2 separate regions of the Homo sapiens genome follow, and region 2 is linked to region 1. Evidence: chromatin loops called from intact Hi-C (ENCODE). Cell type or tissue: heart left ventricle. All regions are shown on one strand. Each heading gives the region's core, and the rest is flanking DNA. Links, peaks and the distances in the headings are about the cores only.

Region 1 (5,380 bases), core at 122-5,121:
GCTGGGTGGGAGAGCAAATGGGTGGCAGAGCACATGTGGGTTTCCAGGGCTTGGAAAGGTAAAGAACATCAGACTGGGCCTCCAAATGCCTGGGCTCTTTCTGCTACTAACTGCCAGGATGACCATAGCTTCTCATTTAACATATTTTCTCAGTTTCCCTGTGCTAGATTATTGGTTAGCAGGTATTAAGCCACATCCCAGGGGCCATGTGATATACTTTAAATACATATCCCCAGTTTGCACAACAGCCCTGGAAAATGAGAATTAGGATTCCCATTTGACATATGTAGAAACAAGATCCGAGAGGTCAAGTGGATTCGTTCAGAGTGACTTTGGAAGAAAGTGGCAGAGCTAAAATTGCAATCCTCTCACCCAAGCCTCACACTGCAGCGTGTTCCACAGGATCCATGTTTGTGAGTGTGGTGGGCAGGGCCCTGTGCTGCTGGGGGACCTTAGAATGTGCATGAGGAAGCTTCCCTGGGCCTCTCACAAAGACCTTGGGGTGACTCCCAGGACTTCTCCCTTCCTTGGCCTCGGCGTGGCCTTCGCTCCAGTGACACGTATACAAGGCAGCCGTGGCCTGGTCTGCACAGTTGCCCGGCATCCTGCTCCAAGGCCTTCTGCCATGCCAAGAACCACATCCTTCTCTGGCTATGCGTAAAGATGAGAGGGCCGGGCACGGTGGCTCATGCCTATAATCCCAACGCTTTGGGAGGCCAAGGTGGGCAGATCATGAGGTCAGGAGTTCGAGACCAGCCTGGCCAACAAAGTGAAACCCTGTCTCTACTAAAGATACAAAAAATTAGCCGGACATGGGGTCATACGCCTGTAATCCCAGCTACCTGGGAGGCTGAGGCAGGAGAATCGCTTGAACCCTGGAGGTGGAGGTTGCAGTGAGCCGAGATCGCGCCATTGCACTCTAGCCTGGGCTATAGAGAAGAGACTCCATCTAAAAAAAAAAAAAAAAATGAAGAGAGTACGCAGGCCTGCCCAAACAGCCCAAACATTGGCAGGGGCCAGGGAAATTGACAAATGGGGACCACATACCATGTGTCTACATGTGTGAGTTACCACTCAGGCTGCCATCTCATAACACATGATGTTCTGCTGCTACCTTGACCCACAAATACCTTCATAACAATTTTAAAGGATGAATAAAGTTGTGGTTTTTAGATACGACTGAAAGTCTTAGCAATATCAAAGATGGATTCAATTATTGTACATGTCTGTGCAGCCCATTGATGGATGGGCTGTTGATATTTGGATGAGTAATAAAATAGAGACATAATCCATATATTATTTCATATTAATATACACTTTTTGCCTTCATTTTAGCAAAGTCTTCAAGTACATTAATCCTTACAAAACTTTGTTCCATTGATAATAATTGTCAAAGATTTAAAAATAAAGTATAACTGTATTCAAAGAGAATAAACTGTGATTATACTTTTATTTTTTAAATATCTTAAAGTTATGTACAAATTGAATATTTTTCAAATATGATTTCAGCAAGTTATTTTTCTTCTAAAATATTCTAAATTGCTATAAAAAGCAAAATATAAATCATAATTAATGGATATGAATATTTTTAACCAAAGGTACTTAAAGCTGAAACAAACATTTAAAATTAGATATTAAATATTTTTATACAAATAAAAATTTACAATTCTAGTATTCAATATATGTTTGCCAATGTTACACTTTACACGTCACGTCTTGAGCTGCATACATAGTAATTTAAGAGTAATACGAATCATTGATTATTGCAAAATATGCCTCAGCATCCATATGCAAGTGTTGTGAATTCTGTGTTCATTCTTATCTCCAGAACCAGGAATTAGAACATGCAGAGAAGCAAGAAAATGAATGTTTGGCACTACTGGGAAACAATAATTTGTTATACAAGAATCTATTGCATTCAAGCTGAGAGGAAGGATTTGACAAACTCATTAATTTGCCTTTTCTCTTACCCAAGCACTTCTGCTCAAATTCTCCCTGTTCTCCGAAGCAGTGTCTCTGAGGCTGTTGGAGTGAACAACACACAGCCTTCATGGTGTTTGATGCAGTTTTCCAGGACCCAAGGCAAGAAATGTGCGGAAGGGTTTCCCTGGGGTCTGAATGGTCATAGTCATGAGAGCTGGTCCTTAGAGTTGCAGGTTGTGCTGGGCTAGCATTGAGCTTCAGATTCTAAGTGTCGAGGCAGCCATGCGTTCTTTAGTGTGTGTGTGTGTGTGTGTGTGTGTGTGTGTGTGTGTGTGTGTGTGTGTGTGTGTGTGATATGCAGGGGCCTCTAAAGTATAAAGTGCAAAGCACAAGCTCCTCTATTCAGTGGCTCCCAGTGGTGTGGAAAAACAGAGGGTTCAGAGGAGGGTTGGGGTCCCCAAGACCACACCTAGGTTTGACATTTCTTTGGAGGACTCAGGAGACTCAGCAAAGAGTCACACTCATGGCTATGATTTATTATACCAAAAAGATACAGCGCCAAATCCCCAAAGAGAAAGGCCCTTGGGGCAAAGTCTAGAGGAAACCAGGAATAAGTTTCCAAGAATCCTCTCCCAGGGAGTTGCACAAGACAAGCTTAATTCTTCTAGCAAGGAGTAGTGAGAACACATGTCAAATGTCTACCAAGGAAGCTCATTAAAGACTCTGTGCCCAGGGTTTCTGTTGCCACTAGAGGGGGAGCTGGTTACATAGGCACCCCTATGTCCAGCACATACCGCAATTCCAGACTCTCAGAAGGACAGCGCTGTTCCACATAAAGCATATTGTTGGGACAGCTTAGGCACAGTGAGCCATTCTTATTAGGGAATGGTGGAAACCCTCCTGAAATCCAAGTTCCCAGATGCCAGCCAAGGGCCAACCTTTCAAAGCAGGCCTTTCCAAGGAGATCAGTCTCAGGCAGCTATGGTGACTCTCTGAACAAGAAGTAACTGGGGTTAAAGGTGGAGGAAGGAGAGCCCTTTTAATTTCATCCACCTTTTAAATTCCATTTCCTGAGGCAGAGGTGAAAGCCGTTGGCCTGAGCAGAATGAGCATTGGAGACCAGCTTCTGGCCTCACACAGATCCATCCAAGCTGTCACGTGCAGTCTGATGTGTTCATTTTCACCTGGAATAACATCTGCTGTGTACAACGTAGACCGTAATTTATTTATCTAGTCTCCTAGAGGATACTAACAGTATGACAGCATTTTTATTAAGCAAACCTAAACAATATGCTGTTTAAGAACGTCATAGGTGGTTATTTTTAAATGCAAGGGAATTCAGAGTAACTCTTATCTGAGGAAGGGAGGGAGCCATGGGCTGAGATCAGAGAGGAGCACACAGTTATTAGTAATGTTCTTAAGGTGGGCAGTGAGTTCACAAGTTGACTTTATAATTATAGTTCAGGCCGGGCATGGTGACTCACACCTATAATCCCAGCACTTTGGGAGGCCAAGGTAGGTGGATCACCTGAGGTCAGGAGTTCAAGATGAGCCTGAGCAACATGGTGAAACCCCATCTCCACTAAAAGTACAAAAATTAGTCAGACATGGTGGGACGTGCCTGTAGTCCCAGCTACTCTGGAAGCTGAGGAAAGAGAATCTTTGAACCCAGGAGGTGGAGGCTGCAGTGAGCCAAGTTCGCACCATCGCACTACAGCCTGAGCAATAGAGGGAGACTCCACCTCAAAAAACATAAAATAAAATAATTATAGTTCATAATTTTACATAAGTGATGAATACATATGTTCTTTCAAATGTACCAAAAATATGCACTAAAGCATTTTAACTTTTTTTTTTTTTTTTTGAGACAGAGTTTTGCTCTGTGGCCAGGCTGGAGTTCAGTGGCACAATCTTGGCTCACTGCAACCTCCACCTCCCAGGTTCAAGTGATTCTCCTGCCTCAGCCTCCCGAGTAGCTGGGACTACAAGTGTGTGCCACCATGCCCAGCTAATTTTTGTATTTTTAGTAGAGACAGTGTTTCACCATGTTGGCCAGGATGGTCTCAATCTCTTGACCTTGTGATCTGCCCACCTTGGCCTCCCAAAGTACTGGGATTACAGGTGTGAGCCACCGCACCCGGCCGGCATTTTAACTTTTTAAAATTTACCATCTGGGTAATGGTGAGGTGCCCTTCCTAACTATGGAATTCTCAGGGCTGGCTACCATCAAAACTAACAAACATTATAATTTAATTGACATAGAAACCCATTATCATCTCCAATCAAGTGACATCAAGCTTAATATTTTTTATTACTGGCTGCTCATTTTTCTCACTGAGGATCTCATTTTGTGAATGAATTCAATTTTGTGAATCAACTCAATTTTATTACTCAATATTTTATTGTTTAATTCTTAGGGGAATAACATTATTTCATTTTCAGTATCTTTATTTTTACAGTTATGCTTTATTTATGATAAATGACTCTGGTCTTCTATTTATGGTAGAGATGCAAATGCTTCCTTTTAAAATAAGTTTACACAAGCTAAAAGTTGAGACAAATTAAATACAAACATTAATCAAATGATAGCACAAGCAGTATAGGAATGTGACGATAGTTGTCAAAGAGTTGAACGAAAGTGCTGGACAACACTGGCTGGTATGCAAATATCTAGCATCCAAGTTATCTTTGCTAGATCCAATGGGGGGCCAGAGAGTTACAAAGATGTGTATGTGTGTGCTTGTGTGCGTGTAACGTGATCTTTTTCCTCAGAGAGTTTCCACCTAGGAAAGCAACACACTTACCAATAAGGAAACAGTCACCGGTAAGGCCTCAGTGTCAGTGCCTGCAGGAGGCACATGTCAACCTGAAATCGGGAAAGGGCCAGGCTTTTAAGAAGACAGGTGTGAAGCTACAAGTCACAGTGCCTTTCAAAACTCTTCCTAAATATTAGGCTGCAACCAACCCTAGCACTTCCAAGAGTACAAACTTATGGAGTATAAACCAGTTGGCATCACTGGTTTATGGTACTGTATAGGCGTTTCTAATTTTAAAATAAGCCAGCAACATCTGGCAGGATGTAGTAGGGGGCTGTCCCATCTCTGTGCTGTGTATGTCAGGGCTTGCGGAGAAAGGCCCTACGAAGCACGTCCATCCTACCTGCCTATAGAAACGAAGAGCACCGTTCACCAGCTATGAACCACATGTCAAACACACAGACATACATAGTATGTGATGATCATGCTATGTAATGATACCAAGCTCTAAGAGGTAAAGAGCTCAGGAAAGGGATAGTTCACCCTGCAGGAGACTGAATCCGAAAAGGCTCATTAGTCATTATGATTCCTATTGCCTAAAACAGTGCCTAGCACATAGTAGATACTCAACTGATACTTGTTGTAGTAGCGAGTAGGGAAGTGGAAGGATTAAGCTGGCCATGATGAGAGGCTGAATAACG
Region 2 (5,380 bases), core at 156-5,155, 240 kb after region 1:
GTTGGCCAGGCTGGTCTCAAACTCCTGACCTCAAGTGATCCACCTGCCTCGGCCCAAAGTGGTGGGATTACAGGCGTGAGCCACCGCACCCGGCCTAACAGCCTGGACTTATTAAACACTTCCATCATACCAGGTGTTGGGAACAGGCCCCCAAAACCTGGCCATAAACTGGCCCCAAAACTGGCCATAAGCAAAATCTCTGCAGCACCGTGACATGTTCATGATGGCCATAACACCCACACTGGAAGGTTGTGGGTTTACCGGAATGAGGGCAAGGAACACCTGGCCCACCCAGGGCGGAAAACCGCTTAAAGGTGTTCTTAAACCACAAACAATAGCCTGAGAGATCTGTGCCTTAAGGGCATGTTCCTGCTGCAGATAACTAGCCAGACCCACCCCTTTATTTCGGCCCATCCCTTCGTTTCCCATAAGGGATAATTTTAGTTAATCCCATTTCCCATAAGGGATACTTTTAGTTAATTGAATATCTATAGAAACAATGCTAATGTCTGGCTTGCTGTTAATAAATACATGGGTAAATATCTGCTGAGGCTCTCAGCTCTGAAGGCTGTGAGACCCCTGATTTCCCACTTTACACCTCTATATTTCTATGTGTGTGTCTTTAATTCCTCTAGCGCTGCTGGGTTAGGGTCTCCCCAGCCGAGCTGGTCTCGGCAACCAGGCACTGTTCTAAGCACTTTATAAGCATGAATTCATTTAATCCTCACAACCCAATGAACCAGGCACTGCCATATGTCTGTATTTCAGGTGAGGAAATGGAGGCAGAGAGAAATAAATAACATGTCCAAGGTGATGCAGCTAGTCAGAGGCAGGGGCGGGGTAACTCTCTGGTATCTAAGTGTCCAAGAGGTTGTCTCCCACAAAGATAGGAAACTGGAGGGAGATACACATTAATAGTTTTAGAAATGTGTGATTTGAGATGCCTGGGGTCATCCAGTGGAGAGTTCCAGGAGGGAGCTGTATGTATAGGAGGGAGGCCAAGCAGAGCATCTGCCTGGAAATAGTTTAAACACCACCAGCATCTCCATGTGGCAGTGGAAGCTGTAGGTCTGGTGTGGAATATCACGGATGGGGCCAAGGTGAAGACCCAAGAGTGAAGAGGCATTAGGAGGAAGAGGACCCAGATAGGGATTGTGAAAATGAGTGATTAAAAAGCTAAGGTATGAACCAAGAACAAGCAGTATCATAGAAGGTGAGGGAGTGAAGAGTTTCCAAAATCAGGCAATGCTCAAGTGCATCAGATACCACCACCAAGACAGCATTCAGATGAAGCTTGAAAAGCAGTCACTAAGGTAGACATTCAGGAAGTTTGACAACTAATGGTCTTGACAAGCACAGTTTTGTGGCATATGAACTCTAGCTCCCAAAGCACCCAGATCAGTGGTTTTCAAACTCTGGTACAAGAGAATCTTTTGATGGTTTAAAGAAATGCAGATTCCTGGAACCTATGAACCTGGGTTCATAAGGTTGAAGGCCAGGCCCAGGAACCAGAACTGTTTAAAAGTTGCCCCACCAGGTGATTCTGACATCGGTGGTTTTGACAAGCATGGCCCTGAAGACACAGCATTTCTTTTTCTACCTGCCCCAGGTTCTGGTTTCTTATTAAATGATCTACAACCTCTCTCTGGGAAATCAACATATGAATGGCCAACCTTTCAGTTCACACCTTCCCCCAAGGGCTTTGCACACTTATGTGCATACACAGAATAGGTAAGAAAGATATTTATACCTGACAGAAACACTTATAAGTAAGTATAAATACCTATGAGTAATCCAATGAAAGAGGAGACTAGAATAATAAAAATGGCTCTCAAATACATTTATATTTACTCTTCAGGACAAAGTGTAGAAGGAACATAGAGGAAAGAGTAGTAAACTCAGCTTGGAGGTGTTGGCTAAGGCATTCCTGAGAAGGTGACATTTGAATTAGGCCTTGAAGGATGAATAAGAGTCCATGAAGCAAAGAAAGGGAAAAGGATTCCAGGCAGAGGAAGAGCAGGTGCAGAAGTACAGAGACATGAAGGAGCACAGTGGTTTCGGGAAAGGTGAGAACTGCACTGTGGCTGGAATAGAGGAAACGGGGTGGAAGAGAGGGTGTAGAAACAAATGGAATAATGGTGAACCAAGTTGGAAGGCTTCATTGGGCAGCCCTTTGGCGGGTCCTCACCCTTAGGTATTTGGGCTTCATCTTGAAAGAAATGGAGAGTCCACACGGTTTTCAAGCAGGGACTTGTAAATTTGATAGCTAAGGATATCAACGGTGGGAAGGCTAGGAGACCTCTTCCTGTTCGACTTTTCCAGCATCCAGCAGAAGAGGGATCTCTACTAGAGAGAGAATCCTGGAATTCACATGGTACTTGCAGACACAGCTTTTGAGTTTGTTTCTTCTAAGCTATGAAACCTAAAGATTCTAGTTTTGGAAATGAAGCATGGGAAAGAGGAGGGAGATAAAGAGGGGGGAGAAATAACATTCAACTCCAATTCCTCAAAGGAAAAAAAAAGTATAATGTCTCTTTATCGAAACATGTATTTAAAATAATCACAAAAAATTAAGTTCAGTTTTTGCAGAGTGGGCTACTGGAGGAGAACCATAAATGACCAAAGAACAACAAAGCAGAAAAAATAAGCAGAGGAGAAAGAATATAAAAACAGGAAGTCAGCAGGCAGCAGTTCCCCATGAGGTCACTGGCAAAGGCCCAGGGGCCTCTTCTCTACAGGTCACGGGTGGGGAAGGGAAAGCTGGGACGCAGGCCTTTTCTCATAGTCATGGGCACCGAACAGGGCAGAACACAGGGTCAATGCCAGACACACCTGGCAATTTTCAAAAACTGTTTCTATGTGGGATGGGGGTGGGGTGATCTCAAGGCTGCCCCGCTGGAGGCAAAGAAGCCTGGTTCAAATCAGGAGCTGAGTCGCCCCTCTGGGTCTGTCATTAAGCGATTGTGTGACCTGGGCAAGAGCCTCCACCTCTCTGGCCTGTTTCCTCACCTGGGATTTAGTATGATTGGCAAGGCCTCCACGCATGGGTGGCCAAGGGGCATGTTGAAATCCACTGTGCACTCTGGCATGAGCTGAAACCAGGAAGAACAATTTTTCCAATTTATACCAAAACATTGTTCTGCCAGCCAAACCCACAGCCTCCGGAGATGGGACCACTCAGAGAGGTCCCTTTTTCTCCTTCATATGTAGGAATTTCCTGGGCAAACAGTGGCACTGAAATGAGGTGGTGTGGAGGCAAAGAGGACCAGGTCGGAAAGAAAGGGTGAAGCCACCCTGGGGAGAGTCTTGGATGCTGTGATAAAGAATTTAGACTTGTTGTTGAAAGAAATGGAGAGCCAGATCTGCCTAAGGTCACTTGCCTGCCCCCAAGGCCTTCTCCTGACCACTTGCACAAGGGAGAGCCCCTGCTTCCACCGACACCCCACTTCCCAACACAGCAGGCTGTCTCAGCCACCCTGGGGGTGAGTGCTGGGTTTTGGCATGAACTTCATTATGCCTGCTGCGATGGGAAGGAGCTGAAACAGCTCCAGCACCCACTTCCATGTCCAACCTTACCTAGGTCCGCTGAGGCTGGCCCAGGTACACAACCCAAAGTAGGGGGCAGCTAATGCCCCATGGTGTGAACTTTGAGCAGTGAGAGACCCAAGTAACAGATAGGTTCTTGATGATTCTCCCTAACACACTGCTCTGAGGTGCAATGGCTTTATGTGGCCTCCCCAGAGACTCTAGTGTGGCTTGGTGATTCTTTCTATTTCATGGGGTGCCACAGCCAGCTTTATTATCCCACTTTGTTGGTTTTCACTATTTCTTTTTTTCTTTTCTTTCTTTCTTTTTTTTTTTTTTTTGAGACAGACTCTTGCTCTGTCGCCCAGGCTAGAGTGCAATGGCACGATCTTGGCTCGCTGCAACCTCCGCCTCCCAGGTTCAAGCGATTTTCCTGCCTCAGCCTCCCGAGTAGCTGGGATTAAAGGCATGTGCCACCACGCATATGCCACCACGCCCGGCTAATTTTTTTTATTTTTAGTAGAGACGGGGTTTCACCATGTTGGTCAGGCTGATCTTGAACTCCTGACTTCAAATGATCCACCCGCCTCAGTCTCCCAAAGTGCTGGGATTACAGGCGTGAGCCACTGCACCTGTCTGGTTTTCACTATTTCTCTGCCTCATTTCCTCTTCCTCTCACACTTCATAAGCTTTATCATGCGAGTGCTGCCTTTTTTTTTTTTTTTTTTTAGGAGAAATGGGTTATGATAGAGGGCCGGGCAAGGTGGCTTATGTCTGTAATCTCAGCACGTTGAGAGTCTGAGGCAGGTGGATCACTTGAGGTCAGGAGTTTGAGGCCAGCCTGGCCAACATGACAAAATCCCTTCTCTACTAAAAATAAAAAAATAAAAAAAACATATACTGGCCATCTTGCTGGCCCTGTCTAGTGAGGGTTTGCCACATTCGTAATGTTACATTTCTTGCTTTTGAGTATGTTAGAACAAACTCATACGCCTTACAAATATTTGGGCAGTAGAATCAAGAGAGCATGGAGTCAAACAGGCCACTCTTCGAATCGTAGTCCCATCGCTCACTATCTCTGTAAAGTTCTCTAAGAAGACCTGACTTCTCCATCTCTTAGTTTCCTCCTCCATGAGATGAAGATAATCAAACGTACTCCATTGAGTCAGTGGTGATCAAATTAAATGAGATGATGTACGTGGGTTACTTAGCATATTGCTGGACATACAGGATGAGCTGGCAAGGGTGTTTTTGTTGTAATGATTAGGAAAATTGAAGCGTAGGAGACTTTTGGGTCAGTGTCCTGGGAACAGCAACTGCAGAGAGGGACTGCAGGACTCAGGCCTGAGGGAGGGGCAAAACGCCAGTGGCTGAGGCCAGTCTGAAAGATTTCCCAGACTAGATTCCAAGTGTGGGGATGGGGAATGACATGAACAATAATCCAGGTCTCCTCTGGAACCCATTTCATCTCCAAGGCTGCATAGGCCCACTGAGCCACCCACGCTGACCTCAGCCCAGAGCAGATCTGCCTCCTATCCCTGAATGATATTTCCACCGCTGCTCCTGTCCCCATTTTATCCTTAGAAAGAACAGGCTTCTTGCCTGCTTGTTTTCACTGTGGCCTTGGTATTGAAAGCTAAAGGCATGATTTGGCAGAAGGTAAAGCCCGGGGAAACCTAGGACAGAGGCTCTTGCTGCCCACAGCCTCAGCAGCCTGCAGACACATCTGATGCCAGCTTGGATGTCAGAGACTACAAGGTCATTGTCACACGTGCATGGTGGTGCTACCGCTTGAGCCCTTTGTTTATTTTTATTGTTCTACTGCTACCGGTGGTAAGAGACTACCAGTGGGGAA

What was found. Peaks named below come from ENCODE experiments on the same cell type or tissue, not always from the same donor. Only the 100,000 strongest peaks of a DNase experiment are listed, where the experiment ranks them.
Region 2: a loop joins it to region 1, with 3 times the contacts of the local background. A loop is called at or near these places in 25 of 110 quality-filtered maps.

Annotation. Positions count from the first base shown.
Region 1 is chr15:70,566,657-70,572,036 of GRCh38, forward strand. LINC02204 (long intergenic non-protein coding RNA 2204) reads right to left here. Exons shown (of 2, transcript NR_135691.1): 2 at 4,302-5,380. Among named protein-coding and RNA genes, the nearest start is that of LINC02204, 17 kb to the right of the region's middle. In heart left ventricle, for the core only: a CTCF peak has its summit at 2,678 (motif pointing right); no DNase peak of the experiment used is centred there.
Region 2 is chr15:70,804,477-70,809,856 of GRCh38, forward strand. No RefSeq gene overlaps it. Among named protein-coding and RNA genes, the nearest start is that of UACA, 44 kb to the left of the region's middle. In heart left ventricle, for the core only: no CTCF peak of the experiment used is centred there; a DNase peak (open chromatin) is centred at 2,745; H3K27ac peaks cover 1,243 bases.